2 separate regions of the Mus musculus genome follow, and region 2 is linked to region 1. Evidence: chromatin loops called from intact Hi-C (ENCODE). Cell type or tissue: heart. All regions are shown on one strand. Each heading gives the region's core, and the rest is flanking DNA. Links, peaks and the distances in the headings are about the cores only.

The links. A loop is a pair of places that touch in the nucleus more often than their neighbours do. Peaks named below come from ENCODE experiments on the same cell type or tissue, not always from the same donor. Only the 100,000 strongest peaks of a DNase experiment are listed, where the experiment ranks them.
Region 2: it touches region 1 in a loop (2.4-fold over the local background); 7 of 42 quality-filtered maps call a loop at or near these places.

The regions. Positions count from the first base shown.
Region 1 is chr6:141,305,267-141,313,266 of GRCm38, reverse strand. All of the region lies in intron 1 of Pde3a (phosphodiesterase 3A, cGMP inhibited), which reads right to left. Among named protein-coding and RNA genes, the nearest start is that of Gm10400, 31 kb to the left of the region's middle. In heart, for the core only: a CTCF peak has its summit at 3,204; DNase peaks (open chromatin) are centred at 1,496 and 4,616; H3K27ac peaks cover 1,906 bases.
Region 2 is chr6:140,758,147-140,774,441 of GRCm38, reverse strand. It overlaps Gm30215 (a long non-coding RNA gene), which reads right to left. Exons shown (of 10, transcript XR_003956541.1): 5 at 7,311-7,544. Among named protein-coding and RNA genes, the nearest start is that of Gm30215, 86 kb to the right of the region's middle. In heart, for the core only: a CTCF peak has its summit at 7,924 (motif pointing left); no DNase peak of the experiment used is centred there; H3K27ac peaks cover 414 bases.

The DNA of each region.
Region 1 (8,000 bases), core at 1-8,000:
TATGGTATTTGGGTGAGCCATACATTGGCAGGAAACTCAAGAGACTGAAGAACCAGGAAATGGGATAATATTTGAAACATAAATAAAGAAAATATCCATTTTTTAAAAAGGAATAAAAAAGAGAGAGAGACTGAAGAACAACTAACTTGAAGCCGGATACGCTTCAAGCCATGACAATTTTGGTGAATAAAGCACTCACAGAACACCATGTCCCTGCATGCCCAAGAGCTGTCTGCATTTGCTATTGTGAGTACTTAGACATGGGAAGACGACTGAAGACGACTGAACACCCGTGTGTAGGAAAGCTGCACACTGCACATGCTCTGCCAGTTTCCTGCTAGCTTCTAGTACTTCCCAAACTCTATGAGGTTCTGGAAGTGACTGCAAGGAATGCCCTAAGAGCATGCGTGGAAGAAGCCAGCATTACACAGGATGGACAATATCAGCTGACAATTGTGTTGTCCTTTATTGCTTTTCTTATACAATATCAAGTAGTCTATCTCATGCTTGGGCCCCTGGAAAACAAACGTAAAACTGAAGACGTATTCATATTTGAATAATATATTCAATTCAAGTTCTTCTTTTCTTTTTTCTTTTGTTTCTTACTCCTTTTATTTTATTTTTTTTCCAATTTTTTATTAGGTATTTTCTTCATTTACATTTCAAATGCTATCCCGAAAGTCACCTATACCCTCCCCTGGCCCTGCTCCCTTACCTGCCCACTCCCACTTCTTGGCCCTGGTGTTCCCCTGTACTGGGGCATATAAAGTTTGCAAGACCAAGGGGCTTCTCTTCCCAATGATGGCCGACTAGGCCATCTTCTGATACATATGCAGCTAGAGACACGAGCTCAGGGGGTACTGGTTAGTTCATAGTGTTGTTCCACCTATAGGGTTGCAGATCCCTTCAGCCCCTTGGGTACTTTCTCTAGCTCCTCCACTGGGGGCCCTGTGATCCATCCAATAGCTGACTGTGAGCATCCACTTCTGTGTTTGCCAGGCACTGGCTCAGCCGTTAAAGGCTAGGCTCACAACCAAAAATATAAAAGTTCTTCTTTTCAAACCCAGAGTTCAAACTTTGTGCTAAAGCTGAACACTCCGATCCGTTTCTAAAGCAATCGATATCTGCCTTTTACCAAAGGCGTTTGCCTGGTGTCTTCCTAGAAATGCGTAACCACTTTCTGTTTGGAGAAACAAAGAAAGAAATAAAAACAGGAGTTATCATCCTTCAAGCTTTGACACTGTTGGCTCCTGGTGCTTTTATGGCTGTAAGAGCAGCCTTTGGGAGCTTGTTTTATTACCTTACCCTGGGTCTGATTTCCTGGGGGGGGAAAAAAAAACCAAGATGGCAGGTCTGGTTGATGGGGCCATGCCCACGCTTATCCACACTGTCTAGAGCACAACGCTAAGCCATCCAACAGTCTCTGATCCACAAGTGACATCTGCAAGTGTTTTCTGAATGCTTGCAGCTGTGTCTCTGACTCAGCTAACAGGCCTAACACTCCACATGGCTGTGCTCTCTGAGTTCTCATGAGAACCATGGCGTGGGCCCCAGCGTTAGTGTGAACCGCTACGGGACCCACAGACTTGAAAATGATCACAGAGAAATAGAGAAAGACATGAGGAGTGGCAGGCCTGTCTTGACTGCTGTACTAGCCACAGTGTCTGAGGACTTGAGTTTACCCTTCAGAACGATAGATGGAAGCAGCATACATTTGTAATCCCAGAGCTGGATGTGGGAGACACATGCCTCTGGGGCTCAGTGGACAGTGGACCAAGCCAAACTGGGGAGACTGGGGAACAACAAAGATAACGGCAAGGATAACTCCAGCTCCATACACAAGTACACTCACACACACATAGGAACACAGATACACACATACATACATATGCACAAGTACACACACAAACACAGACACACATATACAAATATATACATACACACAGACAGACACATAAACATACATACATGCATACATACACACATACCCAAAGACACACATATACACACAGACACACAAACAGATACACACATGTTCATACACACAGATACACACAAACACTCATACACACGCTCATATGCACAACACACACTCATACTAATACACACACACATACACACACAAACATACACATAAACATGAACACAAAAATACATATATATACACACACATACAAACACAAACACACACATATATATATACACAGACCCACATACATTCACAAATGCACACACACACACATATATATATATATGAAGCACATGGTGGAGGACAGTCTGTAAAGATGTCTTCTGTCATACATACATACACACATGCACACACACACACACAAAGTAAAATTGTAAAAATTTTCAAAAACAGACAAACCTAGTGGGTTGCCTTAAAAATGAAAACCGATTAAAGGAACATGTACAAAAAGGATTCATGTTCTATTAAGTCAGAAAAACTACAGCCCCAGATTTCTGTTTGTCTCAAACCGCATGCAATGGTTGGTTTTTAAATTGTAGGGTCAGTATTGCCCAGCTGCAATGCTAACCAATGTGATTCTCCTCTCCTCTGTTTTGAAGACACTGGTGGACGAGGTTGTAAAAGGTTACACTGCCTTCAAAAATTTTAAAGCTTCTTCTTTGCCAAGGGTCGAGTGTTTTAATGACCTTTGGAAGACAATGAGGCAGTGTGCTAAGCCCTGTGTTTAAATATCTAAACCCTCACGAGCAAGCAGCAGAGTCACCTTGGAGAAGCCTCTCCGAGGGCACTGCTCTTCGAGAATACCCTTGTCCTCTTATGTTTACTTGGGAAGGCTATCCCAGCAAACAGTTAAATACCATAGGCTACAAGTCATGGAAAAGGGAGTTTAACTACGGTTCACATAAAACTGTGAACTCAGAAGAAGGTTACTTGGGAAAAACACACAAATAAAATATAAAAACATTTAGGGGGAGCACATCAGAGTTCAAGCCTACGAACATACAACAAAACATAGCAGATGCTGCATTGAGGGGGCTGCCTGAATGTCACAAAAACAGACAGCCTGACCTTGAACACACAAGCTGGGATTTGAAGCTTCAGTGAGATTCAAAAAGGAAACATAGTCTGCCAGCCAAAACTAAACATACATTGACTTTCTCTCTCATAATCCCTTCCTCTCCGGGGCTTTGGTAGTAGGTGCTCAGTAAGGACTCATCGTGCTTTACCTAACTTCTTCCTTAAGGTGGCGCCATTACTTAATATTGTTTTTTGTTTGTTTGTTTTTTTCATCTCTTGGTTTTGATGGATAAATGGCTCTTGGCTTAGAAGTATATGTGACAGAAACTCAGAACATAGACATAGATAAAAATGAATACATCTTTAAGAAAAATAATGAAAATAATTCAAATAATGTAGTTTGGGTTATGGTGTTTTCCCACAATGTATAAGAAACAACTGGATACAAGCAAGGTGATAATACTTCCTGTCACCAAATCCTCTACACTTACGGGAAATGCAACCAGCCAGCCAGAAACAAGCAATTCCTAAGGAAGCCTTACAGACTGCAAAAAATATAAAGACAGTTATGATTAGACCTGGATGTGGTCGTTCAGACTTGTCATCCAAGCAAAGGAGCGGCCAAGAAAGAGGATCAAGAGCTCCAAGTTCACCTGGTGGAATACAGGGAAAAGAGTCTGTCTCAACACACACAAATACACACACATACACACACACACACACACAGACACACCCACACAAACACATATGCGTGTGTAATATATACATATATATATTCATGCATGCATGCACACACATACACACATACATATATACACATGAACACACACAAAAATACTTATATACATATGTATGCACACACTTGCACACACATACATATATACACATGCATATTCTATACACACAAATATGACTTATTTATTTGAATGATTGGTGAGTTACAATGTATTCTAGATTTTAAACAAACTCACATTATCGCCACAGTGTCCAAGAAAAGGCTATCCAATAATTGTGTAAATGCATAAAGTTTATTTGAGTGAATGGGACTGAATCTAAGTCAGCAACACAGGAACTCTAATAGATTCACCTTTGGCCCACTAAGAACAAGTCTGGGGGCTAAAGAGACAGCCCAGTGGTTAAGAGCATTGCTGTTCTTCCAAAGGACCCGAGTTCAGTTTCCAGACTCTTACAACTGCTCATTCCCCAGTCCCAGGGAATCTTATGTCCTCTTCTGGCTTTCCAGACACTGTACACACATGGTGCACATATATACACCCCTCCAGACAGACAGACAGACAGACAGACAGACTCACACACACACAAGCTAAAGAAACAAATTCTTGAAACACTGTCTGAAGTGTTAACGTCATTGCTGTCCCCCTCGAGTTGAAGTGTGCTGTTATTCTCTTTCCTTTGTGTCTCCTTTTATTTTCTGGAGTTAGACATGAGTGTGTCCATTTCTTTTTTAATGACAACCTTGTAGTAATTTGAGAAATGTGTTTTAGCTCCTATTAGCTTTCTCTTCTTTAGCTACACAGTCCTGCTTCCTTGTTGCTACACGATTTCCAGACTTCTGGCACTTCCTTCAGTCCATGTCCTTCCTAAAATTATGGGGCCTTGGACAGAACACTGTATTCCACATGAGCAGCCAGCATGAAGTGCGTCAGCACCCTGACTTCCCCAGGAGTGGACACTCACTTCTATTTATACTGAGGAAGTTTTAAGGTTTTTTTTCCTCTTCATATTTTTTCCCTGCATCATACAGCAGGCTCTCATGAAGTTTGCAGTCAAATAAAGCTACCAGACATTTTTCACAAACTAAACTTTTCATACTTACCTGCCCCTCACTTCCAGGAGACACACAACGCCAGGGAGTTTAGATGTGCCCCCACACCATGGAACGACAAAATGTAGAGGACAATTTACTATATACTCTTATCAAAATAACCATTTCAATGCCGGTCCCAGTGATTAAAGTGCCATCAAAACTAAGTATTTACTCTGGAAAAGTCCTAAAGAGTTCAAATGGGCACTCCCAGTCTGAGTTCTGCGTTCTCTATAAAGCATGCTAGTTGTGAAAGGTGACTAGATTAGATCCCAGTTACTACCCTGTGACCTGCAATTATTGCGATCACCCTCATTTCCCCAAATGACAAACTGTGACTCCTTCCAAGTCACACAGCCTGTAAGAAGCAGAGGCAGGGTCAGGTTTCCACTGGGATGTGGCTCGGGTAGTAGAATGCTTGTCTAACCCTTAAGAATCACTGGGTTCAGTCCTTGGCACCACACACACACACACACACACACACACACACACACACACACACACACACACACACACACACACAGGGGAACAAATGCCTACTGTCCAGCACTTGGGAGGAAAAAGCTGGAAGGTCAGAAGTTCAAAGTCACTCTTGCCTGTATGGGGCCAGCCTGAGGTACATGACACCCCGGCTCAGAAAGAAATTATTTTAAAAATAAATAAACAAAAACAAAAGCATGGAAAAAATAAATAAAATAAATAAAAATAAACGCTTGTTCTAGACGGAGGCCTGTGACTGTTACACTCCTTCCTGTCTCTATATGAAAATACTTAGTGAGACACAGGCTATATCAGACCCTGAGAAATAAATACAACAACATAGTGTTATCTTAAGTGCATGTATGTTATCTTTAGAGTCTCTAAACAGAGCCAGAAGCAAGAAAAGCACCACACCATAGGTACTCTAAGCATAACTTCCTATTTTCTCTCTTACACATGAAGTTCACTTTCACTTTAGAAGGGACTCAAGCATTTCTGTCTGCAAAGAGCTTATAGCCACATCTGGCCTACACACCGGTTCATTTCAGCCTATGTGTATTATTCAAGAAAATATATATGCATGTCAGCCTATATATTGCAAAGTTCTTTGGGGCAAAGAAAGCCACCTTTACATTGTAACAGGATTTTACTACTAAAAAGTGAAATATTGTATTAGAGGAAAGAATGGTGATAAGTTATTGAAGTGGAAGCATGAGATGGGACAAAGCATCAGCCTGGAGCTGTGACATACATGGCACCAGTTCTGCTGCCTAGCCCATGGGAGGCCCTGGATTCAAGACCAAACAATGAGAAAAATAAGTTCCTCTTTCAAATTTCATCTTCTGTAGAATAAATCTCTCTGGATGATATCAGAGTGTCTACCTTGCTCTATGAATCAAAACAAACTCTTATGATATAGACACACAAACTGAGATTCCAAACCCTCAGAATTGAGACTCTCAACAGCATGTGTGTTTCTGATAAGCCCGTGTTACCTGAAATCGTGTGCACTCGTTTTTCCAAACGTATGAGCATGTCACATGTTACTTCTGTTGACAAATAAGTTCAATATAGGAATAAAACCAAGGCTGTCTCCTCACCCACACTTCTTGAGACCCTCTGTTCTTCCCCCTTTGACTTCAGAGTACAGCTGCTACGCTCTGCAGAGCCAAAGCAGAAAGGATGGCTGGACAGGTGAGGCCAGGGTGAGTTCCTATTGTCATAGCATTGCTACTGTTAAACTTCTGGTGTTTTTTTTGTTGTTGTTGTTGTTTTAAATAATTATTATTATTAATCATGTATGTCTGTGCACCACATGAATATCTGGTACCTGGGAAAATAGGAAATGGCATCAGATCCCCTGGAAGTGGAGATGTGAGGTGTCCTTTGGGCGCTAGGAATCAAACCCAAATCCTTTGCTAAAACAGCAAGAGCTTGTAAACACTAAGTCGTCTCTCTAATCCTAAGATGCTGGGATTTTCACTCCAATTTATCAGTATTTATTGATAGCTGCTTAGTTTTTTGGCACCGTTGCAGAAATTCACCTATTTCCTATGCTTTTCCAGGAAGTGCATATTTGGAAACATGTCTAGCAGAGGTCATACAAGTCACCCTGAGGCAGTACAAACTTTAATCCATACCATGTTCCAACCTTCCTCATTGTGTTCCTCAGACAGGAGCACATCAGCGTGAACTTATCTGTGAATTTATGTTCATAATTTACAATGGCAGAGTTGCTTTAGGTAATAAAAACATGAGCACACATTCACGTTCTCTGTATGGAACAGTCAGCTATCTGAGTGTGCCCCTCTGTGTGCGGCCAATATCATTGAGTATTTTCCCTGCTGAAACAGAAAGCTGCCACGGAGGAGAAGAAGAGGGAAGAAAGGAGGGACAATGAGGTCCCTGACATGATTCACCCCCACCGAAGCACAGAAGAGGCGGGTTTTCTTGTTGCTGGCCTCTGTTTCTTCATATAACATATTTTTTCTCTTCACATCCCTGCCTTTTCCTGACAGCGCCAAGTCGTGTCTCCAGTCTACAAAAGACTGCTTGTAGAATTACTAACAGATAGCAAGAATTTCAAGCTCAAATCATTTTGCCTTTTAACTATTACTCTGGAAATATCTATTTATTGTCATACTAAAGCTGTAAGCGATTATACTGAAATGTGCAAAGATGGAATGATTTCTATTTCTAACCTGCATCGCCTTTCTCGAACTTTCCATTGCACAGAAAGGCACTGTTTCTCTCACTTCCTGACTCCAAGAACTAGAACCACTGCAGCACACAGGAGCTACAGTAGTTCTCTGGTATTCACTGTGTTTACCATGCATCCACTCCTTGTCCCCAGCACATACCTTCTATTCCCAACTCTGACATCCCAAGCCTTACCTTGGGATATGTCTGCACTGAAGTGCCTATCATCCCAGACGACTGGTCCTGCATGCCACCACGAGGCTACAAGAAGCTGTTGGATTGTTGTGGGCTCACTTGCTAGGCAGGGATCCCAAGCTTTAAAGCAGGATCAAGGCAATGAGAACACAGGAGGAGCAAATGCCAGCTCAGCCGTGCACCAGCGCTGACACCTTCCATGCGAAGCCATTTCACCTTCATCACCGCATCTGAACCAGAATTAATGATTCTGAAAGTCTGTTTTTGTTTGTCCAGGTGCACGCAGCTGTTCCCTTCTGCACAGAGAAACAAGTC
Region 2 (16,295 bases), core at 4,137-12,136, 540 kb after region 1:
ACACTTCTGCATCGTAGTCCATCACTGTCAGGATGAACTCAAGCAGGGCAGGAACCTGGAGCCCAGAGCTGATGCAGAGGTCATGGAGGGGAGCTTGCTCCTCATGGCTTTCTCAGCCTGCTTTCTTATAGAAACCAGGACCCCCTGCCAATGGATGCCACCACCACCATGAACCTCACTAATTAAGAAAATGCCTGTCTGCAACCCAATCTGATGGGAGAATATTTTTTAAAAATTTTTTCCACATCCTTTCTTCCATTCCTTGTCCCTCTCCAACACCTCTCCTCTGCACACACCCCCAATCCACTCTTCCTTCTTTTCTCCTCAGAAAAGGGCAGGTCTCCAAGGGATATCAACCAAAACTGGCACATCAAGTTTCAGTAAGATTAGGCACCTCCCCTCCTGTTAAGGCTGGGCAAGGCAACCCAGGAGGAGGAAAGGGGTCACAGCAAGCAAAAGGGTCAAAGGCAGGCCCTGCTCCCACTGTTAGGAAGCCCCCAAGAAGACCAAGCTACACGACTGTATCATGTGTGCAGAGTCCCATGCAGTCCCATGCAGGCTCCCCTCATTGTCAGTTCCCTCTCTGTGGGCCCCTAGGAGTCCAGGTTAGTTGATTCTGTAGGTTTTCTTGTGGTGTTCTTGCTTCTTCTTTGTCTTCTTCAGGATTCTTAGAGCTCTGCCTAATGTTTGGCCATGGGCCTCTGCATCTGTTTCCATCAGTTGCTGGATAAAGTCTCTCTGATGACAACCGGGTTAGGTGCTAATCTATGAGTATAGTGCAATATCACTGGGGATCATTTTAGTGTGTGTGTGTGTGTGTGTGTGTGTGTGTGTGTGTGTGTATGTGTGTGTAAGGGGGCTTTTCTACATACAACCTTGCTCTGAAATAATGGCACAGAGACCTTTATATTCATTATAAGCTTCGGGGCACTATAGCTGGGCAGATACTGAGCTATTCTTACCCAACAATGCTGGCCTGGCCTACTTCCATCATCCTACACAGCACTTTACCTGACATCCTTGTCTCTGGCTCTAGCATCTCCTTCTTCATTCATGTCCTCACCTGAGACCCTCTCTCCTGTCTGGTCGGGAGAGTCCCACCTTATCCTCTCCTGTTCAGCTTTAGGCTATTCAGCTCTTTATTTAACCAATCAGGAGGTCATGGAGAACAATGCTTTACAAAATACTAAGTCATGCCAAGGTCTGCACTGCAGCCAGATCTCTGGGTAGAGAAATCAGCATGTGACTACACAGTACACAAAAACATCCCCAACAATTCACATTTGGTTCTATCCTAGGTCTCCGGGTTATCCAGCCTCTGGGTCTTGGCCCTCCAGGCAGTGTCAGGGGTGGGCTCCCTCTCCTTGCTTAGGTCTCCAGCTAGACCAGTCCCTGGTTGGCCACTCCCACAATTTCTGTGCCAACTTTACCCCAGCCATCTTGTAGGCAGGACAAAGTGTAAGTCGATGGTTATGTGCCCAGGCTGGTGTCCTGATCCCTCTTTCCTGTATACAGAAGATGGTTGGTTCCGGCTCTCTATCCCCCATTGCTAGGAGTCTTAGCTAGAGTCACCCCTATAGATTCCTAGGAGTTTCCATTGCACTTGGTTTCTAGCTTGCCCTGAGATGCCCCCCAATTCTGGTTGTCTCTCCCAGTACTCTCTCCCTCCATCCTCCCCATACCTGATCCCTCCTCTTTCCACCCCCCACATCCACACCTGTGATATCTATTCTATTTCCCCTTCCCAGGGAAATTCATGCCCTCACCCCCTAGCCCCCTGAGCCCTCCTTGTTCCTTAGCTTATCTGGATCTGTGGATTGTAGCATGGCTATCCTTTAATTAATAGCTAATAGCCACTTATGAGTACATACCATGTTTGTCTTTCAATTGAAAACTGGAAAAAGAGAATGTGGTACATTGATACAATGGATTATCACTCAGCTGTCAAAACAAACAAACAATGACATCATGAAATGTGCACGCAAATGGATGGAACTAGAGAAACCAATCATCCTAAGCGAGGCAACCAAGACCCAGACCGACAAACATAGTATGGCGGCATTTTCTCAATGGTGGTTCCCTCTCAGATGATTTTATCTTGTGCCCCCCACCCCTCCAACCCCCAACCCTACTCCCACCCCCACCCCACTCCCAGCATGCTGCCAGAGACCATATTGATGTGAGCAGCCTGTGTTGATACCTGAGGCTATGATGACATCTGTGGTCCCTGCTGCCACTGAAGGCCATGTCTGGGTCTGTGGTCCTACTGCAGTGAGAGGCTGTATTGATGGTTGTAGCCGATGCTACCACCCAAGACCATGTGTATGCTCATGGTCTGTGCTGCTGCCTAAATCCATGTTGATGTCTGTCTTAGTTAGGGTTTTACTGCCTTGAACAGACACCATGACCAAGGCAACTCTTGTAAAGACAACATTTAATTGGGCTGGCTTACAGGTTCAGAGGTTCAGTCCATCATCATCAAGTCAGGAACATGGCAGCATCCAGGCAGGCATGGTGCAGGAGGAGCTGAGAGTTCTATATCTTCATCTGAAGGCAGCTGGTGGAAGACTGACTTCCAGGCAGCTAGGATGATGGTCTTAAAGCCCACACCCACGGTGACACACCTCCAACAAGGCCACACCTCCAAATAGTGCCACTCCCTGGGTCAAGCACATTCAATCCATGACAATGTCCGTGGGCCATGCTGCCACCAGGGCCTTGTTGATGTGAGTGGCCTGCACTGCTACCTGAGGCCACTGCCCATGTTGCCTTCAAGGGCTGTAATAGTGTCATAGCCCACGCAGTGGCAGAGGACCATGTAGATGCCTGTGGTCTGTACTGCCAGCAGACACCATTCTGAGGTCCATGACACATGCAGACACCAGAGACCATGTGCATGTCCACGGTCTGTGCTATTCCAGAAACCACGTGCAAGTCCATGATTCATGCTCTCACTGACTACAAAGGGCAAAGCAGCTTTTCAGTGCTATCAATGACTGCAGACTCACAGTTGCAAAAGAGAGACCACCTTCAAAGTGTAAGACAGGCTCCCCACTTCCACCCCCACCAGATGTTTATGTCACCCTGTCCTAGTCAGGGTTTCTATTCCTGCACAAAACATGACCAAGAAACAAGTTGGGGAGGAAAGGATTTATTCAGCTTACACTTCCACATTGCTGTTCATCACCAAAGGAAGTCAGGTCAGGAGCTCACACAGGGCAGGAACTTGCAGGAGCTGATGCACAGGCCATGGAGGGATGTTCCTTACTGGCTTGCTTCCCCTGGCTTGCTCAACCTGCTCTCTTATAGAACCCAGGACCACCAGCCCAGGGATGGCACCACCCACAATGGGCCGGGCCCTCCTGCCTTGATTACTAATTGAGAAAATGCCTTACAGCTGGATCTCATGGAGGCATTTCCTCAAGGGAGGCTCCTTTTTTCTGTAATAACTCCAGCTTGTGTCAAGATGACACACAAAGCCAGCCAGTACACACCCCACTGAGAAAAGTAGCCAACACAGCAACTGTGCAGAGCCCTTTGAGTAGCTAAGGTCTCTGGCCATCCACATTGTTTTTCTTAACTTCCCATGTAAAGATCTTTTTCAGTTTTCTTGAACCAATTAAATCTGATATGCTAACAGAACCCCCCATTTAAAATACGTATGCTTTTAGAAATCCAGTTTCAAAACCTCATAGCATTATACAGAAAACTAGTCTTTACCTTCCATTGTTCTGGAAAACATGGGGCAAGCCTGGATGGTGAGGTGGGATTCCTCAGCCAAGCAAAGGGTTAAGTGAGACCCATGGCTTGGGGGACAATGGAGTCTTCCTTTCCACAGCGCTCTGGGGTCATCGATTCATTACTTCACATCGACCCCTGCCTCCTCGAGATGTAGCACAGCCTTTAAAATCTGGGCCCACTGGGCAAGGTGCGGGGGGACACTCCTTCATCCCAGACAATGGAGAGAAGAAGCAAGAGGATTAAGAGTTCAAGGCCATCCTTGGCTACATAAGGAGGTCTAGGCCAACATGGATTATGTGAGATCCTTGCCTGTAAAAACCAAAATGTCAAAGGTATTTAGATTTCAGGTAACTTGTGTACAGCAGAGCTGGGGGGTGGAGGGGGGGGACAATGGACATGAAGGTCCGAGTAGATCTTAAAACTTGAATGCAGGCTTTGAATGGTCCTCCATCTTTCTCGGTACATCATCTTCCAACACTGGCTTCCCCTTGTTTTCCTTTATAGGGAGTCTTTTTTAAAGCTTTGTACGGATTCATTTCTAATTTTATGTGTTTGAGGGTTTCCCTGCATATATGCCTGCTTATTGCATGCATGCTGTGTCCTTGGGGACCAGAAAAGGACATTGGATCCCCTAGAACCAGAGCTATAGAGAGCTATGAGCTACTATGTGGATGCTGGTAACAAAACCCAGGTCCACTGCAAGAGCAGCCAGTGCTCCTAACCATTGAGCCATTTCTCCAGTCCCTGGTTTTCTTTTGAGAGCAAAATGGCTGCATGCTGTAACACTATTTAGTCACTCGCAAACGAACAAAAGTATTGGTGGCACTGGCTATCAGTGTATATTGAAGTTAAGGAAATGAATCCCGATTATGAACCCCAAAATATATTCTACACACACAACACACACGTGCGTGCACACATGCACACACACAGCTAAAGTAAAAAAAAAAAAAAAAAAATCCTACAAATCTTTGAAGTCATTTTTAAAAATAAATTATACAATGATCTATTTGCATGTGGCTCTTAGGTATTCGTACACTGGTCAATGTGACCGAACTGCTAACTGTTTGTTTCCTTCATGATCCACACTCCCACCGCAGCCCCCCAGTGACAAGATACCCACAGTACAGTGCTGGTCTGTCCAATGAGCTCCTGCGGCGTGCTGTGAACCTAGCAGGGCTGAAGACAAAGACCAGCACAAGCGCCATACAGCCATACGACACTCAGCAGCCTGAGCACCACGTTGGAGAGAGAGCTCAAGTGAGCAGACCAGGGGTGTTTTCCTCTGCCTCACAGTCTCTTCAGCGGAACTGATTGCTCATTTACATATATCATCTATCACAAATCCTACTCCAAGGGAGACGTGGGGGAAAAAATCCTCTAGCAGGAAATGGGGGTGGGGAGGGGGACAGTCAGTCCGTTGTCTGGGCGACGTCTTAATAGCCCCCATTAGGATTATTATTGACTTGAACAAAGCACTTAAGCATAAATTAACCCAGGGACTTCTCTAGCATCCCGCAGGAGTAAGCAGGCAGTAAGTAGAAATTCTATTTCATAGGAAGCTGAGGAGTTCTGAGGACATAAGAAATCAAGTTTGTAATACAACATTGAGCAGCAGTAAGCACTCGACGCTGTAGGAAAGGCCCACTCCTGCGGGAAAAGGCACGTGATTCCCACACGTGCTGTCGTCTCAATTCCCACTTAAATGCAGCCTATTTTCCACCCAGCAGGGGCTCGGAGACCCAGTTACCATAAACAGCTAGAAGTGGCAGCCCGTGGACCTCAATCTTCTATGGTCTCTTCCACTATCATCCTAAACGTGTGATTCAAGGGGGAGTTTCACAGAACAGACCCGTTGGGGAGAAGTTACAATTTAGCATGAGTCCTAACCCTCTTATCCACAAGAACAAAAGGTTTCTCGCCTCTTTTTCAAGACATCCTTCTGAGTTCTGAAATCCCTAAGAGAAGAGTAGCCTTCTTTTCGTTTGTTTGTTTAAGACCCATTTATCTGACCCTTTGTTTTAGGCGTATGTGTACATTTCTTCAGACACACCAAAAGAGGGCATCAGATCCCATTACAGATGGCTGTGAACCACCATGTGGTTGCTGGGATTTGAACTCAAGACCTCTGGAAGAGCAGTCAGTGCTCTTAACCTCTGAGCCATCTCTCCAGCAATCCGACCCTTTGAAGCCAAGGTAAAATGAGATTTTAGGATAAGTGTATAAAAATCTCTCTTCAGAAGCCTCTGTCGCTCTGGCACAGGTCCACAGACAGGGGAACTGGGGTGGGGGTAGCTTGAGTGTGCTCTATAGCTCCCCCAACAGGAAGGAGCCAACGAGGTTCGGGGCGGGGACAGGAAGTTCCTATGACTCTATGGAGCTCCAGCCTCTGCAGTTGGCTCTGCAAATCCACAAAATATGCAATTCAAGGACACATCAATATCACATAAAATTCACCCGAGGCCCTTATAGAGAAACGCACGTTGTCTCTGCCCCTCTCCCACACCCCCTCCCATGGTCAGCCTCTGCAGGGCTCTCTCTCTCTCTCTCTCTCTCTCTCTCTCTCTCTCTCTCTCTCTCTCCCTCTCTCTCTCTCTCTCTCTGTTATGGGCTACAAAAGCAGACAGACATCGGGTTATGCTACACTGGACCGTAAGGATAGCTAGGCTTCTGAGGTTAGAAGTTAGGGGCTGTGATCTCAAGAACATGATAGAGGGCTAGAGAAGACAGCTGCAGCACCTAAAAAACAGCAGAGCTTCTGTGACAATGGCTGGGTCCCTACACAGCCTGGGGAATTGGGTCAGCGCCCTATAGAGGAAGAGAATGGAAACAGGGGTGGGGGTGGCCGGAGTGGGGTGGAGGAGGCATCTTCACTTGGACCTCACGAACTTAAGCACCAGTCTCTTCTCGGCATCAACTGGAAGGGAGAACAGAGGCTCTTTTCCAGTTCTGGTTCATTTCCTTCCCTCTGAGAGAGGCAAAGAAGTTGTCCTGATAGAAACGGCTTGATTTTGAATACTCTGCTAACCAGGCAAATGCAAGCATCCCTTCCATTTGATCTTAACAGTGAAGAAATTAGACGCCTTTGTTTTCACCTGCCATACCGAAAACCTTGCAATTCTTTGACTGTAGCCAAAAGGGCTTCTTATAATCCCCTTGCTTTAAGCTAAATAGACATCCTATTCTAGTTCCCGTATTCTCTGTGGTGACATCCTGTTCTAGCCCCTCCCCCACCCCCATTCTTCTCCGAGTTCCCTGACCACACAATGTCTAGAGCAAAAGAGCTGACAACATGGAAACCCAGTTTTACTTAGCTAGCTCAGCACTTTGACATTTTACACCTGCAATGTATGTTCGTTTTGATTAAATTAAATCAAATTAAAGTTGTACATACCCCTCCTTCAATGACCAATTTCTAAGAGAAAATATCTTTATTACAACTTTTTGCCTAATTTGGGCACCGTGAGTCATTGCTAGACCAATTAGCTTTTTTGTATATAGAGCTTATGAAGTAAACCAAAAATAGACAAAACATTATGATGTCTCTACAGAAGTCAAAGCTTTCTCACCTTCCAGGTCAGCGGCAAGAATGACAGAAGGGTCATGGGGCTTAGAAGGGTGTAACTGCTTCCTGCTGAAGAGGGTGGATTGTATTGTCTACTTTTCAGTGATTGCAGGTTAGATATCAGCTTCGACCGTGGTTTAAAGCCCGAAGATCTTCCTTGATTTCCTTGCCTGAAACTTCCTGACTTCAGCCAGATCACGAAGGTTCCAGATTTTGATTCTGAGATAATGGTGAATCTCTAAGAACAAAGAAAGGAAGGGACATTGTTTCTGTTCTATTGTCCGCGCAGCTGCGTTTATCAGGTTAAGACGCACAGATCATAAACGAAGGAGAAAAGACTGATACGATTTAGAATTCACATTTGCTAGGAGAGCATTTTCTCATCCATACGGATCGTAACCATTTCACATATGAACACATCATTGAAGAAATTGTCTATAGAATGGTTCTGTCCATTTATCCACGTTCTCACTAAGAGAAAAAAAAAACATGTTGTTTTGCTATAAAACTGTATCTGAATACAAATAGGGAAATACAGTCCTCAGAGGTTTCTGAACCCTTGCGAACTCGTCACGGACACACTGTTTTCTATGAGCACAAAGGTAAGATCGCCACCTTCTGGCTAGGTGCTCTAATAGCATCTTCTCATTGTGAAATTTCTAGTAACTTCCAAAATTTGAGTCTATACCGTTTTGATGAAGACTTTGAAGATTTCAGTCACTTGACGTCCAGTTTAAGTGGAAAAAGTCTCTTGTCTAAATGCTAAAAACACACAAAACATTACTCTAAAGATGTATTTGTTCTTCACACTACTGTTGCAGGAAATATTTTAAAATGCACCATCCCACACTATACCCAGCTACTCTGCCCATGTCTCTCCACCTCTAGCCTAGCCATGATGCAGTCTTCCCAGCTCTGGTTTATCTGCCTCAGAGCTGCCTGTACCTTCTCAGCCATCCACCCCCTGCGGCTAGTTGTCACAAATCCCCTTAGCCCAGTAAATCAAAACTCTAGAAGCTTAGAATTAGTCAGTCAGATTTATATATCAGTAAATTCTCAATTCACAAGATGCCCACACAGCAATTTCAGAGCCAACTGATAATGATACAAGCTGCCCACCTAGATTAGACAAGTTATCCCAATTATTCTATCCTTTTATGATATATTCATGGCTACCTGTGGCTATTTAACGCCACACTGAATCTAGAGCATCTTCCTCTTCCTCCGTTTTCCTTCCTTCTCTCTCCTCCTTGTCCTCTCTCTCTCTCCTCTCCTCCTTCTCCACCAAACTTTTCAGCTCCACCTTCCCTTCCACTGCCCAGTCACCGGCCCTAGCCTTTATTTTACCAGGTGGGGAGCAGGTTTACAAGAAGTCACTGGTGATACAACCATCATCCGCAGCCCCTCCTGGGGAAGCAGAATTAGCATCAAAATACAAACAGCACCAGGACTATCCACAACACACCACAACAGTGAAGGTGTCAAAAGCCAAAGGTATTTTCTCTAAGTGTTCCTTAAGAAGCTAAGGACAATGGAGATGATTCACTGTGTAAAATACTTGTTGGGCCAACATGATGGCCTGAGCTTGGGTCTCCAGCACCTACAAAAGTCTTGGTATGGCAGAGTAGACATGTAATTCAAGCAGTGGGGAGGCAGAGACAGGCAAATGCATGGAGCTCATTGGCCAAACAGCCTAGTTAAAGAGAGCTCTAGTTTTGGAAGAAACCCTGCCTCTGATAATAAAGTAGACAGCAACTGAGAAAGACACTCCACTGACATCACTGACCCAGTCTTCGTCTGCGCATACACACAGGCAGATGCTGGCAGATGTGGGGCGTTTGTATTCTAAACATAGTGTCAATTATCAAATTTCCTTAGTTTAACAGTTGCAACCTGAGCGGCAACTCCACCAACAGGGATCAGTTGGTGAATTTAAAAACAAAGAAAAAGAAAGAACTTGGATGAAAAGTCCAACCCCAGATTCAAGCATAATTCTCCGCCCTAATCGGACTCCAACCAGCAGAGTTAAGTCCAGCCGAAACCATTTCCTGTGAGACTTCACAGGAGTCCTGTGACATCACCATTTCAGCCACCAGGAACACTTTGAGTTTCCTACTCCCCCGAAAAAACTCCTTCATACAAAACTCCCTTTTAAGGGCAATCTCCCTGTCTCTGGATTTGCCCAGAAAACGTATCACAAAAAAGCAGATTTTTTTTTTTAATTTACTTTCTTAGTCAATTAAATCTGAGGCAATTCCAGGACAACTCACTCCACTGGCAGAATGTTGCTCAGCATGATCCTACGGAGGTGTGGGAGACAAGTGGAATAATCTTATACAATCTTGTTTCTTTTTCCTATACTTTATTTATTAGCAGTTTACGTTTGCATGTGTAAAGGTGTCTATATCCCACACTCCACATCTGGAGGTCAGAGGACAGACTTACAGAGCCGGTCTGTCCTTCCTTCCACCTTGGGTTCTGGGGATGAACTCGGGTTGTTAGACCTATGCAGCTTGTGTTGTGACCACTGAGCAATCTCTTATGGTCCTCTGTTGTGGTTTCTTGGAAGGGGGTCTCACTCTACAGTCCTGGCTCACCAAGGACTCAGTCTGTAGCCCACAGTGTCTTTGAACTCACAGCCATCCTCCTGCCTCACACTCTCAAGTGCTGGGATTATAGATAGGCACATCACACCCAGATGTAATATCACTGCTATTTATGCAAAAGGTCACATAAAGTCCAGTTTGTAGAGAGTGTGTACCTAGAGAAACATAACTGCTCCAGAGAGATGAGTTTCAGTATTGCCAAGAAGCCAGGAAACAGCAGCACCATCCTTGGAGAGCTTGCTGACTCTTTGCCTAGTAAGACAATGAAAATATTATGACAGCTTGCTGAGTCTTGGCCTCAAAGGTATTATTTTCTCAGGAGATAATTCTGCAGAATTATATGGAAAAGTCAACCATTGAAATCGTAAGTCAGATAGCTGATGTGTTCTAAGTGAGCTCAGACATCAGCAGAGGCAAAGAATGTGTAGAAGAAAGCAGAGCTCTCCCCGGTCTTCTGCTCAAAGATGACATTGACCGTTGTTGCTTATGTGCGAATGTGAATACAAACAAGTAAGTTATACAGTAGGTTAGCCACTTTGTGTGCCAAAATACTAACAGCAAGGCTGTGACGCTGTCCCACAGCCACCAGAGTGCAGAGAACCACCAATCACGAGTTTCCACCAAGTTACTCACAACAATCAATGTGGAGGGCAAGAGGCCCTGTAAGCAAGCCACTCTGTCCTGGAGACACCACAAGTCATCTATGGTAAAAGGCACTCAGACCTAGGGCTAGTTCAGATTTGTGTTGTATCTCAGGTTAAAATACTGCCCACATATATCACTTCCTATTTTTTCAGGGCACTCTGGGCACACAGGCAGTTCTAAACTTGAGGTCATTCACTTGTTGTTCTACAGATAGGAAATAGCTCCTAGGTTCTCCATTAAAAAACTTTTTATACTGAGTCTAAAAACCCACAATACCCTCTTGAACAGATATTAGCAAATGTGGTGCTATGAACAATGGGGACCAAGATGCTGAGGTCTGCTAGAAGTACCACATAGCTCACACGGCTGGCATGGCCTGCCAGAGCAAGTGACAATACACAGGTGCTATTACAGGCTTTTCTCCAAACACTGAGGGGTACCAGCAGGAGATAAAGAATAGTGTGACATAATCAAACTTGCTTTTTTGGTTTTTTGTTTGTTTGATTTTTTTCCTCTGTATGTACACAAGTCCATGTGTGTACATTTACATGTGCATATATATATTGGGATATACATATATACATACATATGCATATACATATATGTATGAGAATTTATTAAAATGGTATACAGGCTGTGGTCCAGTTAATCCAACAATGGCTGGATATGAACAGAAGGTCCAGTAGTTGCTCATTCCCCAAGGCTGGATGTCTTAGCTGGCTTTCAGTAGATGCTGGAATCCCATCCCAAAGGAGTAGGCTCTAATGCCAGTGAAGGAATGGACTTGATAGCAAGGCAGAGCAAGCAGGCAGAAAGCAAAAAGTTCCCTTCTTCCATGTCCTTACATAGGCTTCCAGCAGAAGGTGTGGCCCAAATTAAAAGTTTGTCTTCCTGCCTCAAGATCCAGATGAAAGGGGTGACCTTTAACAGCTCGGATGATCTGCACTAAAGGTCTATTTTCCTACCTCAAAGATCCAGATTAGAAGTGGATCAAATTAGGAGAAAATCCTTCACAGGCTGCCCTCCATGTTTTAGGTTTTAGGTCTAGATGTAGTCAAGTTGACAACCAAGAATAGTCACCAGAGTGTGTATGCATGTGGAGCCACCACAGTTTGTATGCATGTACAGGTCAGAAAGCAACCTCCGATGTAGTCCCTTGGGCAGTATCCACTGTTTTAAATATACAGAGTCTCTCAGCAGCCTGACAATCACCAAGTAAACTCAACTGGCCAGCAAGCCCCACTGATCAGCTGTTTCTACCTCCTTGGTGCTGGGGATGACAAGCTTGTGTCACCACATCTGGGGATCTTATTTTTTACCATGGCTTCCAGTATCAACATGGCAAGAGCTTAATGAACTCCGGCCTCAGAGTTGCCTTTTTAGTATAACAAACTGAAGTCAATAACAATATATGTGAGACGATCTGGATGAAAAGTTCAGGACCTTAAATTGCCTTTTATCAAGATCTGATAGTAGCACCATCAGAACCAGAACCTGAGGCTGGGGTGCAGCTCAATTGATAGAGTGCCTGCCTTGTGTGAACAAAGCCTTGGGTTCGAGTCCCTACACAACACAAATCAAGTTAGTGTGTATACCTGTGATCCCAGTACTTAGGGGGCAGAGGCAGGAAGGCCAGACCAGAAGTTCAATTCATTCTCAGATACAAAGAAAGATCAAGGCCAACGTGGGATGCATGAGACCCTGAGTAGTGGTTTGATGAAAATGACCCCCATAGGCTCGTATGTTTGAAACTTGGTCTCAAGTTGATGGAACTGTTTGAGAAGTGGCCTTGTTGGAAGTATCAAAAGACTCTTGCTATTTCTAGTTTGCTAGCTCGCTCTCTCTCTCTCTCTCTCTCTCTCTCTACCTCATGGTTGTGTCTCAAGATGTGAGCTCTCAGGTAGTGCTCTACAGCCATGCCTGCCTGCATGAATTCTCCCTCTCTGAAACCATAAGCTGCAAATACAATGCTTCTTTCATAAGCTGCCGATTATGGTGTTTAAACACAATAATAGAAAAGTAGTTAAGACACCCTATCTTCAAAAACTAGTTATTCTAACATGAAGTCCAGAACTTATTGTTGCAGTGTGACATAATCACATTGGGTAATTGAATAAAATACTAAAACAAACGTGTGTGTGTGACTAATAAAATAATAGTCAAAATTAATCTATTTCATTAGGAGACAAATCCCCAAGAGGAAATCATACTTATTTTTCCCTGCAGTTCTCCGTGTTTCCCAGGGAGACTACCCACTGCCACAGACTGCCCACTGCCACAGACTCTATCCACTGTCACAGAGTACCCACTGCCACAGAATCTATCTACTGTCACAGACTACCCACTGTCATAGACTCTACCCACTGTCACAGACTCTACCCACTGTCACAGACTGCCCACTGTCACAGACTACCCACTGTCAGTCATAGACAACCCACTGTCAGTCATAGACTACCCACTGTCACAGACTCTACCCATTGTCACAGACTCTACCAATTGTCTGACCTCCAACTACAAGACTAACTTGAATGGCTTGTATTTATGCTGTAGATTCTAAAATATCATTTTTACCTGTTGGCAGATAAGTCACTGCGGGCTGTCAGCTGTAATGAAAATGGCATTTGTGTAAGGCAATGTGACACATGCCAGTTTCTATACTGAACTCTTAGAATTTACCATGGTTCAAAGCACAAGTCTGAAATTTGCTTTTTATGCACTATATGAAAGGAGGCATCCCTGAGCAGAGTATAAATAAAATAGAAGCAAGCCTAAGCTTGGTAACACAACAGATTATCCTAAGACCTTGAACAATGACTGCTAGTTCAAGCCAGCAGCAGCTGCCATTGCACTGAAAGCCTACTGGATGGGAAGAGCCCCACTGGACATTCTGAACTAGGATTTGACATCTAGTTTCCCCAGACCCAGTGCCCAGAACTTTTGTGCATGGAAAAATCTAATGACCTCTGCTTTCCTGTTTGAGGTTGAGATTTTTTTCAGAATTAGAGACTGCAACCTAGGAAAAAAAACTTGAACTTTAAGGAAGAGTATACTCTCTTGTGGACCACAGACACCATCTTGGGAAAGGGGCAGGAAGAGTAAGCTTGATCTAGAGATCTCTAAAGAGATTCTCTCACGGTTATAAGGAATCTCTGCAGAGATTTGCTCTCAAGGTTATGAGACAATATGTATACGTTACTTTTCTCTTCACTGCAACAAAATACCTGGCTAGAAGCAACCTCAGGGAAGAAGGGCTTACTGAGAGCCTGCCTAGGAAAGGCTATGCAAGCAAGCGAGTTTCCTGGAGTTGGCTCACCATTTTGCATGGCTGCAATGGGTGTGCTCTGGAGAGACACAGCCCTAGAGACTTCATCTCAAGATTGCTTCTCGATGCTATGTGCTTTTCCTGCTACTATCACATAGCCTAAAGATTCCTGGACATCAGCCCACCCTACTGGGCAAATTTCCTGCAGATCAACATGAAGATGAACTTTTATGAATTAATGCTGTTTAGATGGATTAATGACCTTATAGCATTTCTGATTTGATTCAAATAGTTTTAAGAAGAAAGTTTAAGAGATGGTTTTAGTTGTTTTCCCAGAAAGATGTAATAAAGTTAGAATCAAGAATAGAATGTGTCCTTCCTTATAGAATGGTAAGTAAAGACTGCATGATAAGGGACACAATGAGCTTTCACAATTACACTTAGAGAAGAAATAGGCTTGGGACAGATTTGTGATCAAGAAAAAGCATTCATTCTAGGTCAGGTCCAACGACAAAGCCACAGGTTTGCACCATGATAAAGCAAGGCCATGTGAAACTGTTGCTTTGAACTTATAATGAGCTTATAGAGCAAAACACTGCTTTGAACTTACTATCAACATCCTTCTGTAACTCCCCTTTTGTGTAACATTTTATCTATGAGGTAATTTTATAAAGAACTTTTATCTAAGAAGGTATAAATAACCATAGAGAAGAAATAAAGTGTGATATTTGTGGCTCAGCCCCATCTACCAAATGTATACATGTATATGCCTGTTCATCTATATGTATGTACATACATATGTGTGTAAGTATATGTGCATGTATGCAAATATGCATGAACACATATGGAATTGTTGAGATAGATGGTCAGGCCCAGCCAAACTCTGTGTGTGTGTGTGTGTGTTTCCTTGAATTCTTTCTTCCTTTTCTTTTCTCTGTGCTCATGAAGAGAAGCTATACCTTTTTGCTTAAATTCCCTGCTGTTATCTGCAGGAATCAAATTGCTAGAAGCCAGCAGCTTTTAGCCCACAGACCAGCAAAGAGTTAAAGACAAAAGAATTGACACAGGTAAGCAACATTTGGTCACACAATTGCTGACAGAAGAATTGACAAAGGTAAGGCTTTGGCCTCAATCACTGGCTTCATACCTCTTCACTGCCTTCCTTGGTGAACTGAGTACTGAGATAAGCCACTAGCAGTTTACTGGGGTCACAGCTTGAAAGCAGGGATGGGGCACTACATGGTGATAGGAGAGCTTGAGAGCAGAGAAAGGCACTGTGACAGAGTCACATTGCATCCCAGTCGGGGAGAAGGAAAGAGCTTGCTGGTGCTCAACTCTCCTCTCTCCCTCTATCCAATCAGGGACTCCAGCCCATAGGATAGCACCACATGTATTCAGGGTGGTATCCCCACCTTGGGAGAGCCTCTTGAGGAAGCTCTCACAGATAGATACACCCAGAGAGGTGTCACCTCTGTGATTTTAGATCTAGTCATGTCGACAATGAAAATTATCACTATAATAGCATATTTCTCAAGTTTATAAGGACGTTTGTGATTTTTTTTGTTCTGTTTTGCTTTTTGTTTCTTATGTTTTGTTTTGAGACAGGGTCTCACTATGTAGCTCTGGCTGCCCTGGAACTCACTGTGCAGACCCAGCTGGCCTCAGACTCACAGAGATTGACCTGCCTCTGCTTCCTGAACACTGGGATAAAAGGTATGCATCACCATGACAGGCCATTTGTGATTGATCTTCACTGTCTACTTAGCTGGATAAAGAAATGTCTAGGGCATTAATTAGCGTTTCCATTGCTGTAAAGAGACACCATGATTGCTTCTCAGCCTTTTGGCTAAGATCAAGTGTGAAGAGACATGATAACCAAGGCAACTCTTATAAAGGACAACATTTAATTTGGGCTATCTTACAGGTTCTGAGGTTCAGTCCATTATCATCATGGCAGGAAGCATGGCAGGATCCAGGCAGGTATGGTGCTAGAGGAGCTGAGAGTTCTACATCTTGTTCGGAAGGCAGTTAGGAGAAGTCTGTCTTCCAGACAGCTAGGAGGAGCGTCTCAAAGTCCACTCCCATAGTGACACACTTCCGCCAGCAAGGCCATACCTACTCCAACAAGACCACACCTCCAAATAGTGTCACTCTCTGGGCCAAGCGTATTCAAACCATCACAGTGAGATGCACCCTAAAGGTGCCTCAGGAAGGATTAACTGATGGTAAAATCTGTCTACAGTGTGGGCATCACTTGCTTAAGAACTAAGGTAAGGCATACGAAGAGAAAGGGAGACTCTGGAGGAAACCAGCAGCCCACACCTCCATATTTCTGTCTCTCGTTCCCTTACCCTCCCTTTAGCCTCCTCTCTCTCTCTCTCTCTCTCTCTCTCTCTCTCTCTCTCTCTCTCTCTCTCTCTCTCTCTCTCTGTGTGTGTGTGTGTGTGTGTGTGTGTGTGTGTGTGTGTGTGTGTGT